2 separate regions of the Homo sapiens genome follow, and region 2 is linked to region 1. A link is a loop called in an ENCODE intact Hi-C map of the cell type or tissue named here. Cell type or tissue: psoas muscle. All regions are shown on one strand.

What was found. A loop is a pair of places that touch in the nucleus more often than their neighbours do. Peaks named below come from ENCODE experiments on the same cell type or tissue, not always from the same donor. Only the 100,000 strongest peaks of a DNase experiment are listed, where the experiment ranks them.
Region 2: a loop joins it to region 1, with 2.4 times the contacts of the local background. A loop is called at or near these places in 5 of 110 quality-filtered maps.

What each region holds. Positions count from the first base shown.
Region 1 is chr4:109,320,323-109,328,322 of GRCh38, forward strand. No RefSeq gene overlaps it. Among named protein-coding and RNA genes, the nearest start is that of COL25A1-DT, 21 kb to the left of the region's middle. In psoas muscle, no CTCF peak of the experiment used is centred here; no DNase peak of the experiment used is centred here.
Region 2 is chr4:108,826,993-108,834,992 of GRCh38, forward strand. COL25A1 (collagen type XXV alpha 1 chain) reads right to left here. Exons shown (of 38, transcript NM_198721.4): 32 at 5,388-5,441; 33 at 143-196. Among named protein-coding and RNA genes, the nearest start is that of ETNPPL, 68 kb to the left of the region's middle. In psoas muscle, a CTCF peak has its summit at 7,995; a DNase peak (open chromatin) is centred at 3,819; H3K27ac peaks cover 424 bases.

The DNA.
Region 1 (8,000 bases):
AAAACCAAGCTACCAGTTTTGGATAGAATCCATGGACCTGAGTGAGAACTTCCATCCCCATCTTACCCACTCTCTCTCGATGAGTTCTTTCTGAATGATGCCTTTTAACAAATCGAATGGTGCCTTTTTCAAGCCCACCCATAAGCAATAAGCACATATTCCCCCATTCTAACCCCATAAAAACCCTGGACTCAGCCTTACAGATGGCAACCCACTTTCAGGTTCTCTTTGCTGCTGAGAGCTTTCTTTCTGTTGCTCAATAAAATTCTACTCTGTCTTGTTCACTGTCCAGTGTCTGTGTACCTAATTCCACTTGGTCATGAGACAAGAACCTGGAACTCGCCAAACTGCAGGAGTGAAAGAGCTGTAACACTCCCTTCTCCTCACTGAACTACAGGAATGAAGAAGCCACTGGGTGTCTCTCCCTTCTGCTCGCTGAACTATGGGACTAAAGAAGCTGCAACATCAGCATCTGTTATTTTTTGACTTTTTAATAATAGCCATTCTGACTGGTGTGAGATGGTATCTCATTGTGGTTTTGATTTGCATTTCTGTAATGATAAGTGATGTTGAGATTATTTTCATATGATTGTTGGTCACATAGATGTCTTCTTTTGAAAAGTGCCTGTTCATGTCCTTTGCCCACTTTTTAATGGGGTTGTTTGGACAATAAACGTTCTTAAATGTGCTCAACCCTATAAGTAATAAGAAAAAATGCACATTGAAACACCATATGATACCACTGTTCACCTACCACAATGGCTAAAATGAAAGAAATAATAACAAATTTAAACAAGAATATGGAGCAACTGGAACTCACACACTGCTGGTTGTAATGTAAATTTGCACAAGCACTTCAGAAAACTGTCACTATCTATAAAACTGAACATATGTAAACCCTTTATGGAAGGACCTTGAAGAGAGTAATAGAAAAAGTCTGAAAGCCTAGAAAACTGTGTTAGTAGATGCCTGTATTAGTCCACTTTAAAAGTGCTATAAAGAACTACCTGAGACTGGGTAACTTATAAAGAAAAGAGGTTTAATTGACAAGAAGGCAAAGGGGAAGAAAGGCACATCTTACATAGCAGCAGAGGAGAGAGAAAGAAGAAGTGCCACACTTCCTCTTTCTTAAAACTATCTTCTTAAAACACTTCTTAAAACTATCAGATCTCATGAGAACTCTCTTACTATCATGAGAACAGCATGGGGAAAACCGCTGCCATGATTCAGTCACCTCCCACCAGGTACCTCCCTAATATGTGGGGATTACAGTTCAAGATGAGATTTGAGTGGGAACACAGAGCCAAACCATATCACACTGAGAGGTGAAGCCAGCTGGGCTTCTGGGTAGGGTGGGGACTTGGAGAACTTTTCTGTCTAGCTAAAGGATTGTAAACACACCAATCAGTGCTCTGTGTCTAGCTAAAGGTTTGTAAATGCACCAATGAGCACTCTTTAAAATGGACCAATCAGTGCTCTGTAAAATGGACCAGCAGGTGCTGTAAAGACACATGCACACATATGTTTATTGTGGCACTATTCACAATAGCAAAGACTTGGAACCAACCCAAATGTCCATCAGTGATAGACTGGATTAAGAAAATGTGGCACATATACAGCATGGAATACTATGCAGCCATAAAAAAGGATGAGTTCATGTCCTTTGTAGGGACATGGATGAAGCTGGAAACCATCATTCTGAGCAAACTATCGCAAGGACAAAAAACCAAACACTGCATGTTCTCACTCATAGGTAGGAATTGAACAATGAGAGCACTTGGACACAGGATGGGGAACATCACGCACCGGGGCCTGTTGTGGGGTGGCGGGAGAGGGGAGGGATAGCATTAGGAGCTATACCTAATGTAAATGACGAGTTAATGGGTGCAGCACACCAACATGGCACATGTATACATATGTAACAAACCTGCATGTTGTGCACATGTACCCTAGAACTTAAAGTATAATAATAATAATTTTTTTAAAATGGACCAGCAGGACGTGGGCAGGGCCAAATAAGGGAATAAAGGCTGGCCACCCAAGCCAGCAGCAGCAACCCGCTCAGGTCCCCTTCCATGCTGTGGACTTTGTTCTTTTGCTCTTCACAATAAAACTTGCTGCTGCTCAGTCTTTGGGTCCACACTACCTTTATGAGCTATAACACTTACTGTGAAGGTCTCTGGCTTCACTCCTGAAGTCAGAGAGACCACGAACCCACCGGAAGGAACAAACAACTCTGGACGCACCACCTTTAAGAGCTGTAACACTCACTGCAAAGGTCTGCGTCTTCACTCCTGAAGTCAGGCGAGACCATGAACCCACCAGAAGGAACCAATTCCGGACACAATACCACCCCTGGACACTCCCAAATTTTATGTCCTTCTCACATTTCAAAACACAATCATGCCTTCCCAACAGTCCCCCAGTGTCTTAACTCATTCCAGCATTAGCCTAAAAGTCCAAGTCCAAAGACTCATCTGAGACAAGTCCCTTTCACCTATGAGCCCATAAAATAAAAAGTTAGTTACTTACAAGATACAGTGGGGATACAGGCATTGGGTAAATGCTTCCATTCCAAATGGGAGGAATTGGCCAAAACAAAGGGGCTATAGGCCACATGCAAGTCCAAAACCCAACAGGGCTGTCATTAAATCTTAAAGTGCCAAAATAGTCTTCTTTTACTCTATGTCTCAAAACCAGGGCATGCTGATGCAAGAAGTGGGCTCACAAGGCCTTAGGCAGCTCTGCCCTTGTGGCTCTGCAGGATACAGCTCCCTTGGCTGCTTTCACAGGCTGGCATTTAGTTCCTGCAGCTTTTCCAGATGTGCAGTGCAAGCTGTTGATGGATCTACCAGTCTGGGGTCTGGAGGATTCTCACAGCTCCTCTAGGCAGTGCCCCAGTGGGAACTCTGTGTGGGGGCTTCAACCCCACATTTCCCCTCTGCATTGCCCTAGTAAAGGTTCTCCATGAGGGCTCTGCCCCTGCAGCAGACTTCTGCCTGGACATCCAGGCATTTCCATACATCCTCTGAAATCTAGGCAGAGGCTCACAAAGCTCAACTCCTGTCTTCTGTGCACCTGTAGGCCCAACACCATATGGAAGCCACCAAGGCTTGGGGCTTGCACCCTCTGAAGCAATTCCCTGAGCTGTACTTTGGCCTCTTTTAGCCATGGCTGGAGGTGGAGTGGCTGGGATATAGGGTGCCATGTCCTGAGGCTGCACAGAGCAGCAGGGCCTTTGACCTGGTCCATGAAACCATTTTTTCCTCCCTAGGCCCCCAGGCCTGTGATGGGAGGGGCTGCTGTGAAGATCTCTGAAATGTCCTGGAGACATTTTTCCCATTTTCTTGGCTATTCACATTTGGCTCCTTGTTACTTATGCAAATTTATGCAGCCAGCTTGAATTTCTCCCCAGAAAATGGGGTTTTCTTTCTACCACATGGACAGGCTGCAAATTTTCCAAACTTTAATGTTCTGCTTCCCTTTTAAACATAAGTTCCAGTTTCAGATCATCTCTTTGTGAATGCATATGACTGTACACTTTCAGAGAAAGCCAGGTCAACTCTTGAATGCTTTGCTGCTTAGAGATTTATTCTGCCAGATACCCTAAATTATCTCTCTCAAGTTCATAGCTCCACAGATCTCTAGGGCAGGGGCCAAATGCTGCCAGTCTCTTTGCTAAAGCATAGCAAGTCTGACCTTTGTTCTAGTTCCCAATAAGTTCCTCATCTCCACCTGAGACTACCTCACCCTGAACTTCATTTCCATATCACTATCAGCATTTTGGACAAAATCATTCAAGCCTCTAGGAAGTCACAAACTTTCCCACATCTTTCTTTTTCTGAGCCCTCTAAACTGTTCCAACCTCTGCCTCTTACCCAGTTCCAAAGTCACTTCCACATTTTCAGGTTATCTTTATAGCTGTACCCCACTCTTGGTACCAGTTTTCTGTATTAGTCAGTTTTCACACTGCTACAAAGAACTACCTGAAACTGGGTAATTTATAAAGAAAAGAGATTTAATTGACTCACAGTTCTGTGTGGCTTAGGAGGCCTCAGGAAGCTTACAATTATGGCAGAAGGCAAAGGGGAAGGCAAGGCACATCTTACATGGTGGCAGGAGAAAGAGAGGGGGGAGGAAATGCCACACTTTTAAACCGTCAGATCTCATGACAATTCACTCATTATCATAAGAACAGCATGAGGGAAACCACCCCCATGATCTAATCACCTCCCATCAGATCGCTCCCTAATATGTAGGAATTACAATTCGAGATGAGATTTGGGTAGGGATGCAGAGCCACACCATATCAATGCCTAATTTCCTTAGAGGAGACTTCAGATGGCAGCTTAAAGGATAGTGAAGAAGTGTCATTGAAAACTATAATGAAAGAGATTTGTACTATATAGAGGAAGATGCTACAACATTGTTGCCTGCAATAACATAAAGAGTATAAAAAATGTACTTAATGAATTATGTGACCTACCTGAGTAGATTCCATTTAGACTTTTGAAGATGCCAACAGGTTTCTTCTGGTTGTGTATGGTAAAATATAAAAGAAGATAGATAAGCTAATGACAATTAAATCAAAAGAAGCCAGGAATTGTTGGGATTAAAAATTCTCAGCCTCTCCAGATGATAACTGACACTAATATTAATAAATGACTGTTGAACAAAGTTGAATCAAGAGACTCACAGAAAAGCTGAGAGTATGGTTATAAAAATATTTTAAGACCTTAGAAATACCTCAGAACGCTTCATCAAACAATGGAGCTTCTTAAAAGCTTAAGGGTGCTGTTCCTCAGTAGGCTCAGCAGAAACTCAAGGTACAGTCAATGCCAATAATATTTATAGGAGACCAACAAATATTTAAAGAAAATAATAATTTCAAAAACATCTACTTAGACTGAAATGAACAGAAACAGTAAAAGAGGAAAAGAGGCCTTTGGACCCCAAAACCTCTATAGGCAGGAAGCAGGCTGAAAAAATTGTAGAGCTGCAAACACAAGCTACCTTTTACAGAAAGGAAAAATAACTTAAAAGCAGGAAAAAAGAGCCAGAATGCAGAGCCAAGAGCCACAAAAGAAATCATTCCTGGAATGGAAGAGGCCTCAGTCTTAATCAAAGAACCTCAAACATTCCAAATTCTAGCTGAATTTCAGAAGTTCTGTGGATTGGTTATTCCTGTGGTCTTTTTTCTCCCACTTTTAAACAGGAATTACTATAGCATTTATCTTACGTCAGTCTCACTATTGCATGCTTGGTAGATGTGGGGCACATACCTTGTCTTTTTAGTTCACAGGTCCTCATACGAAGAGTAACTATATTTGAGGAGAGGAACTTGAGGTTCCTAATCAAGGAACCACATCTGAAGAGCTTCATTCCCACCTGGATCTGAGCCAAATGATCAGATCTTTGATTTTGTTGTATACTTTGAGAGATATAGTATATAGTGTCCCTATGATAGCCATAAGGTCTGTGATATAGTGAGAGACCTAGTGTGCCTATGATAGCCATAAGACCCACACAAACATCTCAGAGAGCCAACACTATGTGTCACTTAGCAGCATGAGGCAGCCTGGCCTGGGGATTTTCTAACCCTGGCCCAGGGATTTCCAGGAGACAAAATCACCTCAGCACAATGCAACTCATAAACCTTAAAACATTGCTTACTATTACAAGAATAGCTTAAACTCTCTTTTTGAAAGAAACATCTGAGGCTGGGCGTGGTGGCTTATGCCTATAATCTCAGCACTTTGGGAAGCCGACACAGGAAGATTCCTTGAGAGCAGGAGTTCAAGATGAACCTAAGCAATATAGCAAGATCCCGTCTGTACAAAAAAATTTTTTTAATTAATTGGGCATGGTGATTTGTGTCTGTAGTTCTAGTTACTCAAGAAGCTGAGGTGGGAGGATTACTTGAGCCCAGGAGTTTGAGGCTGCAGCTATATGATCTCACCACTGCACTCCAGCCTGGGCTGGAGGCCCTGTCTCAAAAAAAAAAAAAAAGACCTGGCAACCAACCCAGATTGAATACAACTATGAGAAATGGGGAAGAATCTCCCAAACTCTGAGAATGGTCTTCAGAGGAAGACCCTCCTGGTCAGGTGGCCATCTGACTCCCGACTATCTGGCCCATGCTATAGTCTGCTCTTGCTATCCATCTTGTAAGAATGATGCCAGAATGAATAAACTGCTTGACTATCAGACAGTTTCTAAGACTCATCTTTGGTGCAAATTGGACCAAAAGGAAGTTGCTCCTGAGGAAGCTGGTTAACTAGGACTACTCAGGAGTCCTGAACGTGATACATTCCAAACTGATGCTGCAATGTGATGAGATCTGGGGAGGTCTTGAGAGAGGATGAGTATATTTTGCTTCCCCCTAGATTGCTTTCTCTAAGAAAAGCAAGATGCCATGTCATGAAGACTTTCAACCAGCCTAAGAAGAAGCCCATGTGGGGAAGAACCGAAGCCTCCTATTAATAGCCAGCACCAATTTACCAAGTATGTGGATGAAATGGATCCTTCTGCCCCATTCAGGCCTTCAGATGACAGTAGTGCCAACCAATATTTTAAATGAAATCTCATAAGAAAACTAGAGTCAGAAATACCCAGGTAATCTGCTCCCAAATAACTGACCTACAAAAACTATGAGATAAATGTTTATTATTATAAGCCACTTCATCTTGGTGACCATTGATTAAGAAGCAATAGATAACAAATATACCATATCTTGAATATGATTATTAATTTTCCCTCATTTATTTAATTTTGCCACGTGCATATATATTCATAAGCAATACATTATTTAGCTTTATATTTTTTTAACTTCATATAAAGGTACTCCTTTTTTTCTCATCATTATATTTGAGGGATCTGTTTAAGTTGTAACTGTTTAAACATTTTTACTGCTGTAAATATACCATTGTATGACTATACCACAATGTATCCATTCTCTAGTTGATGGGCCTTTGAGTTGTCTCTGTTTCCTTCCCCCTTCCCCCATTTCAAGCAATGCTGCTATAAGAATTCTTCCACACATCTACTTTTACAGATGTGCGAGAGTTTCTCTAGTTATTTTTGCTGTGTAACAAATTATCCCAAGACATAGCAGCTTAAAACAACAAAACTTAATGATTTCACAGTTTCTGTGGAACAGGAGTTTGAGAATGGTGGCCCTTGAGGTCTATCATGAAGCTGCAGTCAAGATGTCAGCTGGGGCTATAGTCATCTGAAGGCTTCACTGGGGTTGAAGGATCTTTCAAGATGGATCACTCACATGGCTCTTGGTGAGAGGACTTAGTATCTCCCCAGCTGTTGTCAGGAGACTTCAGTTCCTTGTCACTTAGGTCTCTCCAAAAGTCTGCTTGAGTGTCCTTATGACACGGCAGCTGGCTTCTCCCACACAGCAAGTGATCCGAGAGAAAGTAAGAAAGAAGTTATAATGCCTTTCATGACCTATTCATGGAAGTCATACACTGTCATTTCCACCATGTTTCATTCATTAGAAGTGAGTCACTAAGTCTAGTCCCTATTCAAGATGAGGGGATTAAGCCCCACCTATCACATAATTTCCAGACTTATTTTAAAACCACCACAGCTATGTTCCTACTTGATAGAATATATGCATCATCTGGAGCTGGAAGCCATTATCCTCAGCAAACTCACACAGGAACAGAAAACCAAACACTGTATGTGCTCACTTATAAGTGGGAGCTGAACAATGAGAACACATGGACACAGGGAGGCGAACAACACACACTGGGGCCTGCCAGAGGGTGGGGCCAGGGGAGGGAGAGAATTAGGAAAAATAGCTAATGCATGCTGGGCTTAATACCTAGGTGATGGGTTGATAGGTGCAGCAAATCACCATGGCATAAGTTTGCCTATGTAACAAACCTGCACATCCTGCACATGTACCCCAGAACTCAAAATTTAAATTAAAATTAAAATTTAAAAAAAGAATATATGCATCATCAACTTTGTTAGATAATGCCAAA
Region 2 (8,000 bases), 490 kb before region 1:
AAGTACTGAATTTATAGATAATGAGTGGATTGTTGTTTCTTCTCTAACATTAGTCTGCCCCACAAGCGAAGGGTTAACCGTGTCAGTGACTGGTCATCTATGCATGCGGAAGGTGGGGAGGTGCATGTGACCAGGAACTCACAGGCAGCCCATAGGGCCCTCTTGGTCCAGGCTCTCCCATAGCTCCTTTTTCACCCTAAAATGAAAAGTAGAAAGTTCAAATCATACACACCCACCTACATTCACACACTTTCTCTCATGCCCTATGTCTAAAGCCTCTATTTCAAGGACCATTCTATGAAAATCTCAAAGATTTAGCCTCTTGCAGAGTCACTGCCAGTGATATTTGGAAAGTAATCCACAGTAGCATCTTTTACTAAATCACCTTTGAAAGAGGGGCAGCACAAGATTGCTGCTGGCCAGCTGTGCAAAAGCATTTGCATATCTCAGATGTCATACTTAGGTTTCTTTGGCATTAGTGTGAAACATTTATTTGTTACTAATTATTTTGTTAGCACCTTTAAATGTAAGAATAAAGTGTCTTTCTTTTTTGAGACAGGGTCTCCCTCTTTCATCCAGGCTGGAGTGCAGTGGCATGATCATGGCTCACTGAAACCTTAAACTACTGGGCCTAAGTGATCCTCCCACCTCGACCTCCTGAGTAGCTGGGACTACAGGCAAGCACCACTATGCCCAGGTAGTTTTTAAATTATTTGTAGAGATTACTATGTTGTCCAGGCTGGTCTTGAACTCTGGGGCCTCAAGCAATCCTCCCACCTTGGACTCCCAAAGTGTTGGGATTACAGGCTTGAACTACAGTGTGTGGCCTGAAATACCTTTCCTTCTATCAAAAAACAATTATTCAGGGAAACCCTTTCTCGATTGCCCACTTCCTACCCCCAGCTATATTTTATTTCACAGCCCTTAGACACCAGAAGACCCATAAAGCTTATGACCTGCTTATTCTCTGCTACCCTCACTAGAATATACACAGGAGGGTTCTGGGGCCTCTAGCTTTGTTGTTCCCTATAGCATCCTTACAGCTTAGAATAGTGTATGGCACATCAGTAAATGTTTGTTGAATGAATGAATCAAAGCAAATCTATATAATCATGTACACAGTTTGCTTCCTTTCTGAAAAAGAGGATTTATTTATTTTTTATTTTGAGACAGAGTCTTGCTCTGTTGCCCGGGCTAGAGTGCAGTGGCACAATCTCGGCTCACTGCAACCTCCACCTCCCAGGTTCAAGCAATTCTGCCTCAGCCTCCCGAGTAGCTGGGAGTACAGGTGCCCGCCACGCCTGGCCAATTTTTGTATTTTTAGTAGAGATGGGGTTTCACCATGTTGGCCGGGCTGGTCTCGAAGTCCTGATTTCAGGTGATCCACCCACCTGAGCCTCCCAAAGTGCTGGGATTACAGGCGTGAGCCACCGTGCCTGGCCTGAAAAAGAGGGTTTAAAAACTTTCAACCCCTCTGAATGCCAGATAAGGTAGGTATATGTTATCTTCCTCACTTTCTCTCTAAGTGCCTATTTAAATAGAACAGCTTTCCCCATCTTACACGATATTCTTGAACACTTATAAAGAATAAGTGTTATTGGAGGTAATCTTGTGAATAGAATAATTGTGATGATAAAGAAAGAGATGTTCTGTATTTCAAATGGTGTTTTCTGCTGCTGCCATCTCCAAATTGAAGTGTTTGTCAGTATTTAGTAGGAAAACTTCAGGAGTAATGGTGATTTTATATGAGTAGCCAAACAGAAAATCTTATCTCCTTTTATCATACCCCTGAAGGAGTTTAAAGGTTAGCAAATCTTTTTTCTTGGCAAAACGCCAGGTTCAGCTGATAACAGTGCCTGCAGAGCCACCTGATATGCCTGTGTTTCTCCAGATTCCCGTGTGAGCAAATTTCAGGTCCCTGATAGCATTTTCTTTATCTAAATTTGAGGGGTCAGTGGAACTAATTAACACTGTCACCTAGAGGCAATATGGTATGGGTGAGATTACTGAAAATAAATACGATAAAAGTTTGAACTTTTATTCATTATTACTTTACGGTTATTACCAAAGCAGAAGCAATTGCACTCAGCACAGTGGCCAGATTTTAAATGAAACATTAAACATTTTTTTAAGAAGGGAATTTCCTTAATTTGTTAAGAGACATCTATAAAAAATATCTACAGCATATTTCTTAATAGTGAAATATCAAAAACAGTCCCTTTAAGAATGGAGCAAAGGACGGGCGCAGTGGCTTATGCCTTGCACTTTAGGAGTTCAAGGCAGGAGGATCATTTGAGGCCAGGAGTTTGAGACCAGCCTGGGGAACAAGGTGAGACCCTATCTCTAAAAAAACAACCAAACAAAATAACTAGTAAGGTGTGTATGTGTAAGTGTGTATCTATCTATCTATCTATCTATCTATCTATCTATCTATCTATCTATCATCTATCTATCTGTGTGTGTGTGTGTGCGCCCACACACGCACGTGTAGTGGGAGGTGAGAGTTTTAAGGGAGGAGCCACATAAACTGGACTATGTCTAGTTTGAAATAACTGAAATAACTCCACAGATTAGGGTGGGTCTAATTGGAAAAATCTCCATAGATTATTTTGATATAACCATTCCCTTCTCACTTGAGAATCTTGGCTTTGTCTTATTCTTAAAACAAATATACTATGGCTTATTTGAATAAAGCTGTCACTAAAACAGCTGTCTGTGAAACTACTCTTCTAGAACAGCCCACCCCCAAAAATTACTTAAGCTATTAACGACAATTCCATTTCTCTTGCCAGTGACTGCCTCAGAAATGGACAGCTGACCCAGTTCTGGCAAATGAGGTGTCAGGGGCATCAGCCGGGAAGCTCTGGGGAAGGTTCCTCTCTGCTCAGGAAGAGACATGAGGTAGTCTCTCTGTTCTCTGCCAGTGTCTCACCAGAGAGGATGCTTGGACCACTGTGCCCAGCTTGTCCGTGGTCAGAAGACAATGCCAACATGTGGAAAAGGGCTCCCAAGCAAAACCTAGAGTCCTCCTTTGAATATTTTCTTATATAAAATAATGTATTTCTTTATTGTGTAAGCCATTTTGAATTTGTCACTTAGAGCCAAAAAGCATTCTAATGATTCGAGCTTGAAAACTTTTAGGAATGAAATATTAACACGGGGATTTGAATGTACAACTCCTTTTCCTGGATTAAGCAATTCCAAAAGTATTTTTCAACCTCTCAAGCTTAACACATTTATAGAGTTCCAAAGCCAAATGAAGAAATCAGCTAAGGTAGGGAGGATCAGATGCTTGCAGAGTGGAATATTGATGCTGTCAATCATACACTTGAAAATGTTTGAATAACATTGGCTGTCAAATGTGTGGTTTCTTTTAGGTTGTTCTAATTTCATTCGGGTTCTTTAATTTGCACATCAACACTGAGGCATTATCCTAGAACACCTCCCTTTGCCGATTCTGACTTCTTTAAAATTTGAAACTTTTTCAGGAGAGTCCAGATGGCGCCTCTATCAATTAACTCTGAGAATCACACTCCAGTTTAGCACTTCCAGTGAGGGGCACTTGGAGAGTACTGATATATGATCCAGTTAAGATAGTTAACATGCTGAGTAAATACAAGAGTAACACTTTACGCTGCACACCATTTGACTGAAACTATGCCTTCAAAATTCTTAGCAATTTCATTTGCTCTTCTGGTTAATTCTGCTCCAGCACTGAGACCTGATACTCTTGTGACATTGTGGAGCTATCGGAAGTAGCAGCTGATTTACCACACGGTAAACCCTCTTGAGCCCCAGGGCATTCTGCCAAAACACTGCCTGAGATTTGCTGCTCCATTTTTAGTACATGGGCTGGGTTTCTTCATACAATGCTTGAAAGCCAATCTGCATCAGCAGCGTTGAGGCTTTTAGCTTTTAAATATTTTTAATTAAGATGATCTTCAGAAGTCATTGGTTTGATCTTAGAAATATGACAATTGCACATTCAGATTACATGTTCCCTTAGAACTCATCTCTTTCTACAAGCATTCTTGGATAAAGCCAATCTTCATCACTGTACAGCTTGTACTATTTGTATTATTTTGGCCTCATTCTCTGGTTATTTCCTTCATGCATTTTTTTTTCTCTGCAATTAGATTGTAAACTCTTCTAGGTCAGGAAGAATAGCTGTTTTTTTTGCAGCATTCAGTATATATTAATAAATATTAATAAAAATATTAATAAAAGACCAAGAGATAATTAATCAATTATAATGGTATTATTCAATGTACTGAAGCAAATTAGCAAAATAGGCTTTACCTAAGTGGGAGGAGAGTTTCCATTTCACACTAGTAATACCATGCTTTGCACATAGTAGCATTTGGTAAATATTTCCTGAATGAATGAGATCACTCTACAGAACACAGAATTATGGAATTGGAAGGTATGTTAAAGAAATGACTACTGGCCCTCTTTTTTTAAAGCAAATTATCTCAGACTGATGAAAATCTATCTAGTTTTTAAAAGACCACAAACTTGCACAGTGAATCATTCCGACATTTTGAAGACTTCACTATTAAAATACTTTCTTTATATCCTCTCCTGGATGGTAGGGAAATTGATGACATAATTCCACTCAGACACACAAAAATAATTCTAAGATTTCCAAGGTGAGGAAAAGAAATAGTGGGAGAAAAACAGAAAGAGAGAGAGGGGGAGAGAGAGAGAGAGAGAGAGAGAGAGAGCGCATGCATGAGAGGGAGAAGAGAGAAGAAAGTTCCAGACAGATGACCATTTATCTTCCATTCTGAATGTCTTTTTTCCCCCAAAAGATATGGAAACATGGCCTAGCAATAGAGAGGTTAGTGAAAGGTTTTCATTTTATAATGCACTGAAATTATTTCCTTATGGTTAAAGAAAAACAGCCTATCCTTTAGCTTTAAAAAAGGGGGAGCATTTGTAACTGTGCAGAAAAGAATACTTAGGTTTCATTATTTCCTTTGGAAAAAAGTTATAACCTGCTCTGAATGAGTACAGTAGCTTTATATAAAAGATTATCAACCAGAATACATACTCCGGAAATTTTAGCTCCATTGACTTCGACTTTCTGGATAAAGGCCAAATGAAAATATCTTCCTTATGGGTGAAGGAAGAATCATCTGAGCTATTTATTTTAGCTATGTAAATGTATGTATTGTTTTTATTAAGGCAGCCGTGTTCTATTTTATGCTCTGTGGTTTTCTTCTCTCAATATTAGGACTCTGAATAGAACTTAGGATGGTATCTCTTTTTATTTAATATTAGATAGCCCTTTATTTCTTCTGAAAAATGAACAGTTAAATTAATATGGAAAAGCCATGCTCTGTGTTTTCTTTAGTACAAGCTTAATAACCTCAGCAACAACTTACTCTTTCTCCTTTGGGACCTGCAGGGCCATGGGGTCCCATAGGACCATCTGTACCCTAAAAAAAAGATAATATGAGATATATCACAAGGGCTGCAAGAATAGCAGTTATAATTTATCCTGGATTTTTCCTAGGTGAATGGTGCCTAAGAATATCAGTAAGACAACTCATCTCCTTTCAAAGTGCTTTATGCTTGATTATTTCAGGCCAGCGGTTTTCAAGAAACTCATGCAAAAAGGATGAAGTATATAACTGCATGTTTCAATGAAAGGCACACACGAAAAGCTGCATATCATATTTAATTATATCTTTTTCCTCTGACTAAATAAAGCATCACTGGCTGGGTGCGGTGGCTCAAGCCTGTAATCCCAGCACTTTGGGAGGCTGAGGTGGGTGGATCACCTGAGGTCAGGAGATTGAAGCCAGCCAGCCTGGCCAACATGGTGAAACCCCGTCTCTATTAAAAACACAAAAATTAGCTGGGCATGGTGACGGGTGCCTGCATTCCCCTACTCGGGAGGCTGAGACTGTAGTGAGCCAAGATCGTGCCACTGCACTCCAGCCTGGGCAACAGAGCGAGACTCCGTCTCAAAAAATAATAAATAAATAAATAAATAAATAAATAAAGCATCTTCACTTTGCCCCATAATCTTAAGAAGAAAAATGTAATTGTTTTTCCTTCCTGTCACCTCTTCCTCAAGCCCTTTCTCTACACCCACTGCCACCCTTAACCGGGCGTGCTCTGAACTCTTGTTTTCAGCTGTTTAAGAGGCTTGAACTGTTACACAAGTAGAAGAAAATTATTAAGTAAATGAAAACAGTGTGTAACTGTTCAATCCAAAAACTTCCTGCAGCTCTGTTGGGGGCAGCAGGGGCTTACAGGAAAGGAATCATTCTTACAGATTCTGCGGCAGTGGCCAGTCACTAGGCTTACAACTCACAAACCAGGCAGCCAAGATGACTTAAAGGTATAATTCCCCTTTGTCCCCCTGGTTAGTTCAGGATTAGGATTTCTGCAGTAGAAGAGGTGATATTTGAATGAATGTAAGAACGCTGAGGTCCAGTGAAAATAATGATTGCCTGAAACAAGTTTTTAGAATTGAAAAGATGGGAATTTCTTTTAGATTCTTAAAACTGTAGCCAGGACTTCAAGTATACTTGCTCATTTCCAGTATGACTATGCTTAGATTCATAAAAAATTGATTATAATATTTGCAAATGTAGGAACTATTCCAGCATGATTTTTCTTTAGTATTCCCATTTCTGTTCTACTATTCTGGTTTATTCTGTGAGAGCTTTGTGATAAGAAAGAATTCAGAGTTTTAAATTCATTCTAATGTTGCTGAATTCTCATCAGCTTAACTGATATTTTTCTTACTGCCTGAATTCAAAGTTCACCTTCAGAAGACTTCTAAATACTGAGTATCTGTAGCTGAAATTTAAGAGCTGGAGCTGTTAAGAACCAAAGAAAAAAAGACAAAATGACAGAAGACAGACAAGTCATTTCTATGAACAGAAATTGAAAGTTAGTGCCAAGGAAGAAGTTACATTTGATGGACATCAGTCTAAAAGGAAAAGCAAGTTACAATAATTTCACATTATTTTAATCTCTTCAGAGGGCCGCTCTCATGGAATTGTAGGGGATGTCTGTCTATTGGTTCTGGAAAAATTCATGTGGAATTCTAAGACAATGAAGCCCATTAGTCTGGTCATTCTTCCCACCTAGCAAATTATCCAGACTTGAACACGAGCTTCACAAAGACATTCTGGCAGTTTAGCTGTTCTCCGGACAGAGTTGCAACCGTCCTCTGTCCACCTTTCCCCCTTTTGCCGCCATCTTTGTCCACCTTCCCCTTTTACTCCAGCTCTAAGTACACCCTCATCATTTGATGAGAGGACATGGAGCAAAGGGGTCTGTGCTGAAGCACATGATTCACAGCCACAAAACATGTCAGAGCAAGACAAGGGACTGACTCACCCGGGATCCTGGCTTTCCGTCTAAGCCAGATGCTCCCTGTGTGATTTGGTTGGTAGCAGGGTTGGTGGGTGTAACACGAATGACAAGAACAGAGATTAGTATGAGGTACCGATGAACAAATGTAACACTTCAAACAACATAATACGCAGTTACAGGGTTCTGGGATGAATATCACATTGCTACAAATTGTTAGTTAAAAAAAAAAAACACATGACAAACACCCCACAGATGATGGCATTTTAATGACATTTCTATTTGACAAGTTCTTATTTAGAAATCAAGCTAATGAAGTGTATAAACTGGGCTACAAAGTAGTTACTCATAACAGTTGCAGGCTTCTATCTAATTTCCATATGAAATTCATTTTCTAAAGACTGTGCTATTCACCATATATTTCTTTAGGTTCTGAAGAGAAAAGAACGGTAATTTCCTAAAAAAGCGCTCATTATAATAATCAATCAAATTTAGCATTTCAGAGGAGAAGAAAGAGCTCTGGTTATACTTGTTAAAACAGTATTTATGAATAACAAATACAGGGTTTTCACATGTTAGGATGACTCTTAGTGGATTTTACATGAACAATAATTACTCATTGTTTTCTGGGTTGTTCCTACTGTTCACACTACTTTCCACTAGAG